Linked DNA regions of Mus musculus: region 2 is linked to region 1. A link is a loop called in an ENCODE intact Hi-C map of the cell type or tissue named here. Cell type or tissue: heart. All regions are shown on one strand. Links, peaks and the distances in the headings refer to the core of each region. The heading gives the core; the rest is flanking DNA. Region 1 holds the start of Sstr4 (somatostatin receptor 4). Region 2 has its middle 47 kb from the start of Gm39957.

What was found. Hi-C counts contacts between places; a loop is a spot of excess contacts. Peaks named below come from ENCODE experiments on the same cell type or tissue, not always from the same donor. Only the 100,000 strongest peaks of a DNase experiment are listed, where the experiment ranks them.
Region 2: a loop joins it to region 1, with 2.2 times the contacts of the local background. A loop is called at or near these places in 5 of 42 quality-filtered maps.

Annotation. Positions count from the first base shown.
Region 1 is chr2:148,391,822-148,400,162 of GRCm38, reverse strand. It overlaps Sstr4 (somatostatin receptor 4), which reads right to left and starts at 4,786. Exons shown (of 1, transcript NM_009219.3): 1 at 3,399-4,786. The coding sequence starts at 4,692. The coding sequence ends at 3,535. Gm39957 (a long non-coding RNA gene) reads left to right here and starts at 8,256. Exons shown (of 3, transcript XR_866841.1): 1 at 8,256-8,341. In heart, for the core only: a CTCF peak has its summit at 4,218 (motif pointing right); DNase peaks (open chromatin) are centred at 2,202, 4,242 and 4,522; H3K4me3 peaks cover 1,650 bases; H3K27ac peaks cover 1,487 bases; H3K27me3 peaks cover 5,069 bases.
Region 2 is chr2:148,341,082-148,349,422 of GRCm38, reverse strand. No RefSeq gene overlaps it. Among named protein-coding and RNA genes, the nearest start is that of Gm39957, 47 kb to the left of the region's middle. In heart, for the core only: a CTCF peak has its summit at 3,687; a DNase peak (open chromatin) is centred at 3,862.

The DNA of each region.
Region 1 (8,341 bases), core at 91-8,090:
ACAAAGAAAGCAATGAGGATAGAAATGGGGCCTCTCTTGATTGGGGTGTCAACTTCAGGATTGTAACTGCATCACAGAACTGCATACTTGCAAAGGGTGGATTTTATCATGTGCAAGTGGTGCTTTCATCAAAATAGAAGAAGAGATGGCACTGCCTGCACGAAGTGACTACAGAAAAGCCAGTTTGAATAATAGCACACAGAGGAGCCTCCACACCACCCTAGTCCCTCCTCCTCAGTGTCCCAGGAACACTTGCTGTAAAAGCAGGGCTGATTCTATTGCATTAGCTCATGGGTGCCAAATTCCTTCTTTGAATAGAGTGTGTGTGTGTGTGTGTGTGTGAGAGAGAGAGAGAGAGAGAGAGAGAGTCAGTACTCACTCATGTGAGAGCACATGCATGTTTTTCCGGGCCTTGCACATGCAAACACTCTACCATTAAGGTGCATCTCTAATCATGGTATTAGTTTAGCTTTGAATTGAATGACACTTTTGTTTGTATGGTTATTTAATTAATAGCCACCTTTGCCAATTATTTCCAGGTTCCATACTGTACAGACTCACCATGTTGTCTGGAAGCTGGTTGAATCACTGAAAGAAACCCTTAGCGCCCTGTCACTGAATACACACACATCCCAGCACATGGACCCACGGAACAGAATTTTGGGCCACGGTGCTGACTAACACAGTAGAGTTGTCTCAGCAAACACAGCTTCAGGATTATGACATCTGTGCTCTCACATTCACCTATCAGACAAGTGTTTCAAAGTCCAATTTTTCTGCATTCATGTCCAGACACAACAGAAGAGCTAGGAACTCAAGCCTTCCATTTATACATATATTAAGAGTGGGCAAATCAGGATGCAAAATGAATAAATAAGTTAATTAATGGAGAAAAGAAAAAGAGTGGGAAACTGAGGTGAGAAAGCCAAAATTACTTCTCTTGGGCTAGCTAAAGCTGATGTTTTCTGTTATCATTGGCGGCTTTTCCAGCTTGAAGCTATTAGCCTTTCAGCCATGATTAATCTCTGTTAAAAGCTTGCATTTTTTAAAAAAAAAATGGAATTTGTCTTTTTCCAATGAACAAACATGTCTTGGGGCCTGGGTGAGTCATTAGAAGGCCGAAAACATAAACTCCAGACTCACTCAAACTACTGCAACCATTGCTAAGGCCAAAAGTTTCCACTATATGATCCTTGCAGTGAAGTTCAAAACTATTTATCAGATATCTACTCTGCCAGGCACCAGGGACAAAGAAACAATTTAATAATAATAAAAAACAAAACAGAACAAAACAATAAGAAGTTGCTGCTATAGACATACGACCTATAGATGTTAAACTAACTGACTTTTTCTGAATGCTCAGGGTGACTGTGAGAAGTAATGACCAGGTAGGAATGGTCTGTGCATGTGTGTGAGCATGTGTGTATTCATGCTAGTGGAGCCAAAGAGGTCAGCGCTCTATTTAGAGATTTCCAACCCATAGCCATGGCCTTTGATACAGAAGAGACCTGGCTATGCCGTTTTCTCATAGGTAAGTCAAGATCAATTGAGTAGCAGACTCTGATGACTTCCACATACTCCTGCACCACCCTTGAGACACCCACAATCAACACCAGTTGTCACTATCAGGCCATCTAGCTGGCTGACTATTTCAGAAAGTGAGAATGCAACAGGTCTATGTCCACACACTTAACTTTCTCTTTTCTACTGTTGGTGGGGAAGGTGGAATCTCCAGTCTTAGCTGCTAAGAGTCACCATGTGGGACTGGGGATATAGCTCAGTTGGTAAAGTGCCTGCCTAGCCTCCACGAGGCGCTGAGTTTTATCCCTAACATGGAACAGGCATGATGCTGAACAATCTAATCCCAACACTCAGTGGGTAGAGGTAGGAGGATCATAAGTTTAAGTCCATCCTCGGCTACTATGTAGTGAATTGATGGCTAGCTGGTGTTACATGAGATCTTGTCTCAACAGCAACAGAACAACAATAGCTAAAACAACAGAAAACACTGGGTCAGCTAAAGAGTTGCCAAACAACAAGGAGCAGTTGATTTTTCCAGGCAAAAATTCTGAAGACCTGGCCTGAGTGACCTGCTTGGGTTTTAAGATATTTGTGCCTGGGACCAGAATTCAGCCGCCTTGTCCATTTCCCACATACCAGGCAGCTGCTACTGTCATACAAGTCATGGCTCTGGGCAAGAAGCCCAGAAAAAGGTCACCTCCTGCTTCTCCCAGGGTTTCAGAGATTCACTGTAACCCACAGGGTGGTGGAGCATTCCCTCAGGCCCCACTCTACTTCTTGGTTCACTCTGGATCCTCATTAGCCTCCCAACAGCTAGATAGAACTCATGCTGACTGCCCTAGAAGACACAGGGCTATGTTCTTTAGGATGATAGGATCCAGGTGTTTTCTTTTCAAGAACACTCTCCCTTGCCAGGCAGCTGTGGAGACTGCCCAGATGACTACCCTGTGCTTCCTCCTCCCCCTCTTGGCTCGTTGTTCTAGTACCACCAGCGATGGCTCAGTAGAACTCAGCAGGGCATTTTTGCTATACTGATCTGGGCTGTAATCAGCCACTTCTCACCCAGATGCTGCATAAGCTGGGTTCCCTCCAGCGCTTTAGCCTAAGTAAAGCTCTTACAGGCTGTGAATCTTCCTCAGGGGAAGTATACTGAAGCTGTGGTTAACTTACAAGGCACAGGAATGGCTTTTCACTGTGGTCATCATCTGATGTCAAAACAGAGTCTGTTTCCCCTCCACCTAGTTCTCTGGTCTTTTTCCGACACCTTCCCCCTCATAGCATAGCTCGGGCTTTAATGGGGTTTCATATTCCTGCAATCAGGGACGGGGGTGGAAAAAAAATTGCAGCTGATGAGATTTTAATCCTTTCTGCCTTTGAATTCCTGACCAGAAGTTTTATGCCTTGCAAAACCGCCCCACATCATGCTTCTTTAAGCCTTTCACACTCACAGGAAGTCTCTACTGGCCCCTTGACAACTGGAAAACACTTGTACAGTGACAGTGCAAGTGCCCTCGTCTGTTACGTAGACATCTCACTTAGCAACGAGAGCCTCAGACCGACACAGAGGGAAACCACTTGGAGTTATCCTATCTTCTCCCTTGTCTCACCATACACACTATGCTACCATACAGCAAAGAGCCTACACAGAGCACAGGCTCTGCCTACCTCAGCCTCCCAAGGGCTCTTTCAAGCAGTCACTGTCACAAGTCACACAAGGGTAGACATTCCTTTCTGACCACCACCTGCTTCCCACCTCTTGAAAAATTGCCAGAGGCCCAGGAATGGATGGTACTTTAGCCCAAATCCCAGGGCAGTCCTACCCCCATGGAGGTGTCCTTGGAGCCAGTCCTAGGAGAGGGAGGGACTAGCAGGAGTCCTGAGGCTCCTGGGGACAGCACACAGGCTGCTGAAAGGGCCTGGCTTAGTGAAAACAGGAGTTGTTCTTGAAGTTGCTGGCTTGAGAGAGTGGCGCAGACCCGTTTGCAGGCGAGGTGAGGGAGGGTAAAATGGTTTTCAGAAAGTAGTGGTCTTGGTGAAAGGGACTTGCTTGCAGCCAGGTTCTGCTTGCACGGGCTCCTGCTGGCAGGGCAGAGGAGGGCATATGCATCCTGCACCCCCTCTGCTTTTGAGAGCAGTGGCATAGTAGTCCAGGGGCTCTTCCTCAGCACCTCCAGTTGTTTCCAGGAGACAGCAGCGCAGGCACAGAACCCGCTGGAAAGAGCGCCGGAAGTTGTCAGAGAGGAAGCCATAGAGAATGGGATTGGCACAGCTGTTGGCATAGCTCAGGATGAGGGACACATGGTTGACAGTGGCATCGAGGCTGGTGACAAACAGGTTCAGAAGCTGCACCACATAGAAAGGCATCCAGCATAGCACAAAGACGGTCACCACCATTAGCACGAGCCTAGTGATCTTCTTCTCTGAGCGCCTCCGTTGTTGCCAGCCAGCCCGCAGGGCCACAGCGCGCATCTTGCCCACAATAAGCAGGTAGCATAATCCGATGGCCAGAACCGGGAGTAGGAAGCCCAACAAAAAAGTATAGATCACAAAGACCGCAGACCAGGCCGGGTGAGGCCAGTGCAGGTTGCAAGCCACGGCCTCGCCCCCACGAGCTGGCCTGGTGTCAGCGAAGACTGCGATGGGCAGGGTGACCAGCAAGGATGCTAGCCACACTCCCAGGTTGATTAGCTTGGCCACGCTGGGCCGCCGGTAGGTGGCGGCGCGCAGAGGGTGCACAACAGCCACATAGCGGTCCACGCTGAGCACGGTGAGGCAGAAGACACTAGTGAACATGTTCAGGCCGTCCACGCTAAGCACTGCGCGACACAGCACCGCCCCGAACGGCCAGTGGCGCAGGGCAGCCGCCGAGGCCACGAATGGCACGCTGAGCATGAAGAGCTCATCGGCGACGGCCAGGTTGAGTAGGTAGATGTTGGTGGCTGTCTTCATCTTGGCATAGCGTAGGATCACGAAGATGACCAGGGCGTTTCCCACCAGGCCCACCAGACACACGAGCGCATAGATGCACTGGATAGTGACCATGCCCGCTGTCCCTGTGCCGTCGGACCCCATCGCATCCTCCTCCTCCTCGTCCGGAGCCCAGCTGGCGTTGATCCCAGGGGTCCAGGTGGTGTCCTCGACCCCCGGAGGCAGAGTTGCTGGCGCGTTCATGTCTCGGGGTGCCCACCCCGGGCAGCGGAATGCGGTGGAGAGCAGCGGAGCGCTGAGCCAAGGACCAAGAGGCGGGCTGGGGTCGCGCGCGCACACGCTCGGCTCAGCCGCTCCGCCTAAGAAGTGCGCGGGGGCCCGGGAGCACCCGCCAATCCCTGCGCTGCCGCGCGCCCCTCGGCCGCGGGAGCTCCATTTGCCCGGCGCGCGCCCTTCCCTTCGCGCGCCCAACCTCAGGTGCCTTTGCCCGAAGAGCTCTTGTGGGCTTTTCTTACCTGCGCCACCTCTGCCATGTTGCCAGTTTCGCCGGGCTATCAGAAACTTTACTTGGAACCCGTCCTACCGTGTGCCGCTAGATCTCGCCTCCGTCAGCTCTTCAGATCCTCTCCCCTTAGGATCCTGGTTCTCTCCGAATCGCTCGCTCACTACCTACAGTTTTCTGGGTATTAAAGTATCTGGATGGCCCCAGATTACCCCAAGCACCCAAGCACGCAGAGCCATCATCCCAGCACCTGACAGCCCTTCCCTGCTCTTTCAATGTTCAGAAAGTCCTGTATTGTCCTTTAGCTCAGTCCAGGGATGAGGGAAACTGAAAGTCTCTATGGACATTTCTGTGGATTCAAGGTCGATAAGAGGCCAGAGGTGGAGTTGGGGTCCTGGGGTGTGTGTCTTGGATCTCTCCCTCTCTTCCTGCCCGCCCGCCCTCCCTCACCCCAAACACTGGCCCTCTGAATCTTTTAAATTGAATCTGCATGGAATTAAGGTCCTCAGGAAATGGAGTGGTATTAGGAGAACTAGAGATACCTTTAACCCCAAGATAACTAACCTCAGGCAAGTGAAATGGCTCAGGGATAAAAGTGCTTGCTCTTAAGCCTGAAGACCTGAATTTTATCCCTATGATTCACAAGAAAAGAAATTTGACCTCTATTTCCCACTGTGGCATGCATGCATCTGCCTCCCATCATTCATATATATATATATATATATATATATATATATATATATATATACACATGTATATATATACATATATATATATATACACACACACACACATGAGAGAGAGAGAGAGACAGAGACAGAGAGAGAAAGAGAGAGAGACAGAGACAGAGAGAGAAAGAGAGAGAGACAGAGACAGAGAGAGAAAGAGAGAGAGACAGAGAGAGAATGCTAGTGGTGACATACGGTTTTAATCCTGGCACTTGGGAGGCAGAGGCTAGCCTGGTCTACAGAGTGAGGTAGCCAGAGCTACACAGAGAAACCCTATCTCAAAAAACAAAACAAAGAAAAAAAAATAAAAGAGAAAAAGAAAAAGAAAGTGAATCCCTGTCTCCCAGGTGCTTTGAGTAAGTGGACTCCAGTGACAGAGAGACCTGCTAACTCCCACATGGCACTCACTCATGGAGGTTCCTGCCACAGGAAGAAAGATGGCTTGCCAGCCTGTGTCATCCATCCCTGCTTCCAAACTCACTGCTAGACATGAGCAGGGAACCCTCCACTTCTGCCCTAGATAAGCTGCTAAAGCAAGGCCCTAGAGAAGAGCTGGCCCTAAAGGGCATGACCCCTTTTGTGGTCAGTCCTTAAATGTGCCTGCTTTTTCCTTTAGTCTTATTCCTATCAATGTCTCCATGGGAGGGGCCTGGACCCTCACACAGAAAAAAAGCAGAGGAAATGTTTAGTGGAAGGAGGTGTCCAGTGCTTTCTGTGTAACTCTGGACTCTGGAGAGACTCTTCAGTAACTGTTCCACAGATTACCTCTATTTCCAGGTCAAGCGTGTTGTCTGTCTGTCCCCTTCCCTGGACTCACCTCCTCCGAGGTCCCTTCACCTATTGAGCATTCAGTACTCTCTCTTCCTGGAAAAGTCTTTCCTGAAGTTCTCCGGGTGAGCTTTTGGAATCTTCCTACTTCTTCCTCAAAAGTTCCTTCCTGGTACTTCCTGCCTCCATACTCTTTGCCTCGGGCTCTGAACATGTGTCATGAATGAGGTTCAGGGACTGGTGGGGCCATCTGATCTTGTCTTTTAAAAGTTGCTTCAATGAACTGGTATTAAGTTGATGCCAAGAGGCCCTACCTACAGCATAGCACTGTTGCAAAGGTCAAATCTCTTGTGGTTGTGTAAAAGGAAGTTGGGAAACCTGACTTTGTTTTGGTTTGCATATCACATGTCTCCCATAGGCTGTGTCCCCTTGATGGTGACACTACTTTGCAGAATGGAAACTGGGAAGCAGAGCCTACTTAAGAAAAATAGGTCTCTTGGGGACATGTCTTTCAATTTAAAAGGAAATTATTATTTTCAGTTTCTAAGTGTTTATCTGTGCATATGTTTGAGCTACATGCTACCTGGTGCCTTGCAGAAGCCAGAGAGAGTGTTAGATCCTGAGGAACTGGAATTACAAACAGTTGTGAGCTGCCATGGGGATGCTGAGAATAGAGTCACAGTCCTCTGTAAAAGCAGTCAATGTTCTTAACCAGTGAGCCATCTCTGTAGCCTAGGTAGTGGTGGTGTGTGTCTGTGTTTTTAAAGATCATAATTGGCTCTTGTATTTTCCTGTCCATTTGTTTCCTGTCTGCCAACTGCCATGACATTTTGCCTCAGTATAGAATCTGTGGCACAAGAACTATGGACTAAAATTCCTCAAATCAAGTCAAAATAAATCTCTTCCAATGTACCTTGTCTATGGCAGTCATTTGGTGATAATGGCACGATAAACAGACAAGATGTCTGCTGTGGCCTTTGTTCCTCAAAGTCCAGAAACAGATCTCAAAGTTGAAGTTTTGATTTTGCTGATGGTACTGGGTGAGGGATGAAGCCTGTTCAAATTCTGGGTATTTATAAAACATACATGACATTATATTCCCCACAAGCCCTTGCTTCATTACACCAGTGAATGATCTTGGGCAAGACATCCAATTTGAGTTGCCACACCCTTCGCTGTAAATGGGCATCACCCTATCCCCTTTCCCCACTATGCTGTTGTGTGTTCCAAGCAAGTTGACATACTTGAAGCTGTTTAAAGTCTGACATGGTGGGCATGGTGGCACATACCTTTAATTCCAACATTTGGAGGTAGAGGCAGGAGTATTAAGAGTTCAAGGGCAACCTGTATTACATAGAAACTTCAAGACCAACCTGGATCTATGAGGTGCTATATCCTAAGAGCAACAACATGAAAAAACAATTACAACATGAAAGACATCTGGCACTGAGAAATTCCATACATTCATTGATATCATTATCACCAGAATAGCACAATAGACATTGTGTTAGTAAGCTTTTTGTTACTAAAATAAATACCCCAGATAAACAGGGCTTTTTGTTTTGTTTTGCTTTGTTTTGTTTTGTTTTGTTTTTGAGAAACATGGTTCATGTTGAAATTTCCATCACATTAATTGAGTACCTGGAAGAGGTATTGGCCAACTCGTTACTCTACCAGGAGAGGAGGCCTAGGGGAGCATTCATGCTGAGAAGCAGGAAAGAGGTGGGTTTGGGGGCTCTTCTGCTTCAGGAAGAGAAAAAGCTGCCTGCAGGCATAGTAGAGCAGAGGCTGCTCTGAGTGTCCAGATCCAGGGATGAAATAGGGAAAAGAGGGCATCACTTGCTACCAAGCTTCTTGGTAAATTCTATTTAGGGAGTTCCTTGTCTTCCCTCTC
Region 2 (8,341 bases), core at 33-8,032, 51 kb after region 1:
TAATGCTGGCCCCATTTCCTTTTGGAGGATGGGGCAAAGTGCAGAGCAATCCCTGGTCATTCCACTTGGTGGTAGAAATTTTATCAGTGTGCACACTCATTCTTAGACACACACATGAACACACACACACAGCCAAACTCAGAAACAAACACAGACACACACAGACACATACACTCACAGTCACACAGACACATAAAGAACCAGATACACACAGATAGACACACAACAAAGACAGACACAGAGAAACACACAAAGACATGGACATACACACACAGCCAGACTGAGACACAATCACAGACATAACACAGACACACATACAGACATGTTCAGAGACACATACATACACACACACATACAGTCAGACACAGACACAAACTCAGACACACAAATACACACAGACACACATACACACACAGACATATACACACAGACACATTCAGACACATACACACACAGTCACACAGACATACACAGAACCAGATACACACAGACAGACACACAACAAAGACATGTTCACACACACATACACACACACACAGGCAGACTCAGACACAAACTCAGACACACACACAGGCACATACACACACACACACAGACACATACACACTCACAGTCACACAAACACATGCAGAACCAGACACACAGATAGACACACAACAAAGACAGACACACAGAAACTCACAAAGATACACATATGCACACACACAGACTCATACCATGTGAATGCACATTTATTGACACAGCTCCTCACTCTAATGTTTCCTAGGATTGCCAGAAAAAAATAGAGATCCAGAATAGCCATTTGCCTTGGACTTTGGATATGCAATGAATGATACTGTAGTGCACATTTATAATGTTTATGTGTACCGCTTGTGAGCATAATTATAGTAAAATATTATGCATCCTATAATGTGAATTTAAATTTAACTGGATGTCCCAGCCTTTTATAACCTACTTGTGGTGAATCAAACATTCACATGTCAAGCATATGCTTGCATACACATACTCACGTGGACTCCCATACATGCACATTTACATGCGTGCTTACATACATATATACTTCCTCACTGTATTCTACATGACTTATTATCATAATATAAGTGAATGCTAGAAACATTTAAGTAAAAAACAAATCACTGGGAAGTACTTTTTAAAGCATATTCTTTAAAGGACAGTGGATCCCATATCCTGCAGGTGGCCACTGATATAATTCACTGTTCTTCCTTGGAGTTTTAAGAGAACACTTTCAAGCTCAATGGTTCAGATCAGTCAGTGGGATATAGGCCTCTGCAGGCATCTTGGGATGGTATTTTAAGATACAAAATGTGCGTGTGTACGTGCGTGTGTTTTTGCTTTTAGAGGTCAGTGTCACTGTGCCTGTTATTTTCCCCTTTTATTGAAAATAGTTCCCCCCTTGCAAAACACGTCCTGATTACAGTTTCCCCTCCCTCTACTCCTCCCAGTTCCTCCCCACCTCCCCTCCCATCCGGATCCACTCACTTTTGTTTCTTATTATAAAACAAACCAGCTTCTAAGGGCTAATAATAAAATAAAATGCTATATAAGAAGATAAAACAAAAACTACCACCATGGAATTGGGCTAAGCAAACAACCAAAAGGGAAAAAAAAGCCTAAAAGAAAACATGGAAACCAGATACCCACCCATTCTCACACCCAGGAATCCCATAAAAATGCTAAACTGGAAGCTACAAGACATACACAGAGGACCTGGTGCTGACTTGTGCAGACCCTGGGTATGCGGGCCCAGTCTCCGAATCAATATGTGCTTTGATCATCTTGATTTAGAGGGCCTTGTTTTCTTGGTACTCTCCTTTCTGGCTCTTACACTCTTGCAGTCTCCACTTCTACAGGGTTTCTTAAGCCCCGAGGGAAGGGATTTGAAAGAGACATTCCATTTAGGGCTGAGTGTTCTAAGGTCTCTCCAGTCTCTGCATGTCTGGCTGTGGGTCTCTGTATTTGTTATCATCTGCTGCAGGAGAAAGCTTTTCTGATGATGGCTGAGCAAGGCACTGATATTAAGAATATAGCAGAATGTCGATAAGAGTCATTTTATCCTATCCTTAAAAAAATGTCTCATACTCTACTCCTCCAAGTCCTCTGCTCAACCTCCCCTGTCTCCCAGATCCACTCTTCCTCTCTGTCCCTTCAGAAGAGAAGGTCTCTCAAGGATATCAACCAAATATGGCATAACAAGATACAATAAGACTACACAATCCTGCTGGGAGTAGATGTCCCAGGGTAGTGTGGTGCACAAGGTGGGGCTTCCTCTTCTCTGAGGAGAAGAGGAGGGAGTAATGGGGAGGGGAGGGAGTTGTAAGGGTGGGACAGGTAGGAGAGGAGGGAAGAGGCTACAATCAGGATGTAAAGTGAACAAAAAAATAAATTATTTAAAAAAAAAAAAAAACAAAAGACTGGGCACAAACTCTCATATCAGGGCTGGGTGAGGCAGCCCAGCAGGAGGGAGAGTTCCAAAAACCAGAAAAATACCAAGAGGCATCCCCAGTCCCACTGTTAGGAATCCCACAAAAACAAGCTGACACCCCTAATGTATACACAGAGGACCAACTGCAGACTCACAACCAAGGAGCTTTTCAGTTTCTGTGAGCCCCTATGAGCCCTGCTTACTTGATACTGTGGGCCATGTTCTTGTGGTGTCCTCAACCCCCTGGCTCCTAAAATTCTTCCTCCCCTTTTCCCCAAATTCCAAGAGAAGGGACCCTATTGAGGTCTCTAGTTTGGGCTCTCTCTGTGTCAAGTTTTTGAATGTGGGTCTGTGCAACTGTTTTCATCAGGAGCCAGAGGAAGTATCTCTGATGACAATGGGCTAGGCAACACTGATCTATGAATATAGCAGAATATTATTATGAATCATTTTATTGATTTCTCCCAATATCCTAGGTCTAGGGGTTATCCAGCCTCCAGTTTCTGGTCATCCAGACAGTATTAGGTATGGATTCCCTCTCCTGGTAGAGGTTAGCTACTCCCACAAGTTCTTCATCTTCATTAACCCAGCACATGGCTTGGTTGGTATTTGCAGAGTACCTTCCTGTATCTAAGAAGCTAGCACATTGGAGTAAAGGCTCTATGTAACTACCAGTTTGACCTCTTCATATTATGTGAATTGTGTAGGTGTTGTCTTCAGCATTGTGGCCTTGCTATTGTTTTGTGGAGAGCAATTATAATTGTCTTGGCAACAATTAGAGTTATTTGAGGATTCCCATGGGATCTCTTTGGCCATAAACTCAATTAGATGTAACCTAATCCTGGGACTGGAAGCTTCATTTAGTGACTACAGATGGTCAGTTAAGTCTCTGTCTCCACCATTACTTGGCAATTTCAGTTTGATCAACTTTAAGTATGTATATTTTTAAGGAAGCTTCTTCTATATTAGGTTTCCATACTATTCTTGAAACGGTCCTTAATTTTGGCTGTCTTTCCCCCTATTCCTTATTTTTCCTCTCTCCTCACAAGATCTCCTGTCCTACACACCCCGTTCATCCATAACTACCTATTCTATTTCTCTTTCCCAATAAGATCAGTCTGCCTCGCCAGTAACCTTTGTGGTTCTACTGATATACTAGTTGAGCTCCAATTGCTAGAAAACGGTGGCTTTCACAAAGGACACCATCTACAGGTAGACTACAGAGATCCCAGTCACTGCCAGGCAGCTCCTCAGCTCCTTGTAAACATGTCCCTTTGTACTTCCTATGATCTGGGTGTATTTATTTTACAGAAAGGATTCTCAGCCCATCTGGGATTTGTTTGGAAGAGATTGCCTCTTTACTTTCTTTATAAAAATAACCCTTGCCTTTATGTAACTGGGCTGACCATCAGTTTGTCAGGCAGGCCTCACCTTTTCCTGGGAGTGTCCTTGGAAGCCTTGGTGCCTGTGGCTTAACCCTTCACATGCTCTAGCTCTAGGTTGGTCTCCTGTAGCATACAGAGTCACAGTTCTGGGCTGTCTGTTCCATCTTTTTCTCCAGCATTCCCTGGTATCTGGAGTAAATGTGCATGGTTGTCTTGTCTTTAATGAATGAGAGAGGAAGGAAATGGAGAAACCAAATGGGTTACCACCTTGTTCAATGTATTTGTTACTTCTAACTCTATACAGAGAAGCAATGCTATTAGCAGTCAAACTCATGGGTCCACCCTGACCAGGGCACTGAAAAAAAAAACACTTGGTCTTATAAATAATTGCAAGAATGGTTTAGGAAGTTTCCACTTGTTCTTCCTGCATAGAAGCTGGAGTTGTATGGAAGTGAAGTAGCAGTGTTGCATGAACCAGACCAATAAGCAAAAGGACACAACCCTCAAAGACTGGCATCCAAGGGCTCACTTAGACCAAAGGAAGGAAATGGAAAGAAAAGGACCAGAGCTTGATAAGAACAGAGACAGGAAAGAGGGACTGTGGGAAGCAGTAAAGGGTCGGTGTGCTCTTTGAAGCTGTTGAGTACTTAAGGCCATGTTCCTATTTTAGTTAGGACTTGAACCCATGCTGAGTAGGATTAGAGGAAACTGATCCTTTTGCTAGATTTATCATACCACTGTCCTTCCATCAAGTCAGAGGGGTGAGACAGACACAGATTTGATGTCTGATAGCTAGTGGCCATTCAGCAGGGACATTTTTCCTTGTTCTAAGGAATATGAAGAACTCTTCACTGATTTCCTGAAAAGCCTGGTGATATAGGGATGTATGCAGAAATGCTATCTGTATCATACATGACACTGAAAACAGAGACCATCCAGGAAACAAGGGGACAATGCAGTAAGAACAGGAGCCAGCACCTTGGTCCCCACCCACTGCCTCAGTTTGCCAGTGTGCTTTGGGGGTTTGTAATGACAGACTTGTGGGCTTAGTTCAAAGCAATGCATGTCAATACGTAATAACTTCCTGAAACCCATATCTAAGTATAAATGTGATTCTTTTGACAGTCTGGAGACCTCCTAACAATGTCTTCCTGCAGAAAGACCTATTGTCATGCAATCATAGACTTCATTTCTGAGAAAAGACAATTGTTTTATCACAGGAAGAAGGATGTTGGCAGGGAACAGGAGACCATTTGGCTTTCATCTTTGATTACTTATAAGTTTCCAAATATGTACAGAGTAACACGCAGTCACCTCAGTGCAGACTTCAGTAAACTGGAGCCATCTCAGTATCTTAATGCTATAAAGATAAAAGAGGAGCTGGATTATCACAGAGAGGAACTGGCTCTTACCCCTGAGTGTGGATGTACCAAGTGACTTGTTTCCAAGTAGTACAACATGGAAAGAGAGTAGCTTTAGGGGTGAAGAAAAGATCATGCAGTAGTTTGAGCAGGCCCCCACCAGGTCATGTGTTGCAACTTTAATGCTGAGCTCATATGCTGATGCTTTCAGAGGCAGGGCTTTTATGAAGGGATTAGGTTCTCATGAAGGCATGAGGGTATATATAGTATTAGGATGGCATTGATGACTTTATAAGGACCTAGTGATACACTCCTATAATCCTAACTTGGAAGGTAGAGGCAAGGGGTAGCATTTTGGGTAAAGACTAGGCTATAGCATGAATCTGTTTCAAATGAGTAACATAAAATAAATAAAATCAACATGATAGATAACAACCAAAATGAAAGAAAAGGAGAACTGTGGTGGTTGCTTGCATCCTATTGACAGGTGGTGAGGCAGTGAGAGGCCCTTCCCAGTATGAATCAGATCTCAGTTCCTTCATTGTATGAGTATCCTGCATCCAGAACCAAATAACAGTTCTTAGTTTCTTAGTAAGTGACTCAAGCTCAATGATTTGGTTATAATAACAGAAGATACAATACAAGTGAGAAGTCATGCTGAAAGTATGAATACTAGACACAATGTTAAGGTCAGAATACTCTCCTGCTGAGTTCCTTACCCCCACCCATGGCCAAGCTAGAGTCTTCCCAGGAGGAAAGCTTCAGAAAGCCAAGTGACATTCTACAAAACATAGGGCCAAGGCTTATTGAGACTATAAAGGTCATCAAAACCAAGGGAAGTCTGGAAAAAAACAGTTATAAATCAGTAGAAACTGAAGAAACACAATGAAGAGATTCATTCGGTGAGAGGGTCTCTGAAATTGAAAAAAGGGGAAATGAGGGAAAACTTCTGATATTCCAAGAAAGCATGAATTTAACAATTATGGATATACAGAGGTACTGATGTTGGTCCTAAGGGTCTTATAGGCATACCCTGCAATGTAAGATGAGAAAAATTGGAGAAAGTGGAGGCTACATACAAGCAATTTCTGTACTATCTTGTCTGTAGATCTTATCTGTTATCTGAAAATAAAAAGTTATTATTTCAGTGAAAATAATAATAAAGGAAGGGTGGTCCTGGTTCAAGGGGTAGAAGATGGCTGAGCTTACAAGGTAGATTTACAGAACTTGGCATGAAGTTAAAGCTCTAGACTTCTTTCTGAGTTGCAATAGACAAGAGGATTTTGGTGGATGTTGGAAATAAAATAATAAAAATTCAACATTAAATATTTGCCTTATACTAAAACTTATAAATGTCCAACAACAAAAGAATCTAAAATCAAGCCCCATTTAGTTGCTGTGGAATCTTAAATACTGAGGTCATTTTTAGCACTTGAGAGATGAGGCTATGGGACTTTAAGGATCACTGGGAACCTATGGCTAAGCATGGTTTGATTACAAGCCTTTGTCTTCACTCTTTTCTCAGATCACTAAAATTATGGTCTAGTAGGGAGAGATATAGCAGTCTCATCAGTATGAAGAAAATCAGGGAGACATTTACTGACTGATTCTTTAAATGAGACATGACTAACAGCAAACTAAGGGTCTTATAGGCATACCCTGTAATGTGGCAGTCCACCTTCTTTTCCTCTGGTAAAATGAGCTGATGAACTGGCAGTAACATCTCAAATGAGTTGAATGCAGAAACCAAGTCTCCATGGAAGGACTAACATTAGAAAGTTAGACTATTTTTGCAGAAAGCACAAGTGGTCACGTGTAAGCATTTCAGCATCCCCAGGTCAGACGTGACGGACAGAGCTGAGAGGGAAGATGGTGATACCATTCCTCTACCCAGGACATATCTTCTCTGACCTAAAGTAAGAGAGAATCCTGGACCCTCAATGGAGAGGGAGGATCAGCTGTAAGAACAATAACAGGGAAACTCATTAGGGCCCTTCATGATGAACAATGGTCCAAAATGTACCCTCTACCATGGATAAAAGGGCTCTTTTGAGGAAATAGATACGTGGAGTGCTCTGTATAGCCAGAGCAGGCTCACCAAGTAGGATTCCCCTGCCCCCCAATTCACAGAACCTTGGAAGATCATGGAATATTAGAGACAGGATCTCAGAGTGGTAATGAATTCAAATTAGGCTGTTGGTGTGGGCACTTATATATCACATGGCTTCAGATCTTACTAGAAGAGGAAATTTAAATACAGACACATCAAACATATGCACAGAGAGGTTGTCATGGGAGACATGGGGCTGAGACCACCTACAAGGAAAAAGACCTCAGAAGATACCAAATCTGCTGGTACATTGCACCTGGACATTTACATCTAGAACTGTGAGTATCAAAATGTCCATACAGCTTTTTAATGGGAGCCCTGACTGACTAATATGAACATGCATGGATTTCTTCCATTAAAAAGACCAATGATAGTACACTGAAGCCACTCATTGCCAAGCCTTGTCCTGGACCTGAATTCGGTAATGATTAGGAACTCTGAATGAAAGACAGGTAGCACAGTCAAAAGAGGAGAGTTTAGTAAAGGATCTATTTAATGGGAAGAGGATGTGGCTAACAGAAACCAACAAGATCATAAAAGAAGAAGAGAGAAATAATTATTAGAGCCCAACAAAGAGCTGTTGAAGAGGGGTGACTCTTGGGTATGATGCCTTCAAAGGAGGAATACAGTCCCTGCTCAGTAGGGAACATGTCTTCTCTGCCTGCCATCTGACCTCTTACCAATGCTGTAGATTGGTTACTTCAAACAGAGGTGTATAAAGGAGACTGGTGAGCATGGCACATTGGTCAGCTTCCAGAATAGAGGACAGTATGGTGAAAGTGGATCCTATGGGCAAATGAGGGATTTGCAGTTTCCTTTTCCACCAGCTTATCAGTAACTCTGCTAAATGAGAACAGGCTGTTAAAGTTTTTCACATAGGTAAACTCCTTTCAACATTAAGGAGGTCAAATCAGACAGATGAATAAACCGAAAGAAGACAACAGAGGGAAATCAGAGGAAGCAGATGATGTGGTAAAGAAAAATTAAAAAAAACAACAATAAAAACAGAATTCAGAGGACACATGGAGCAAACAAAATCAAA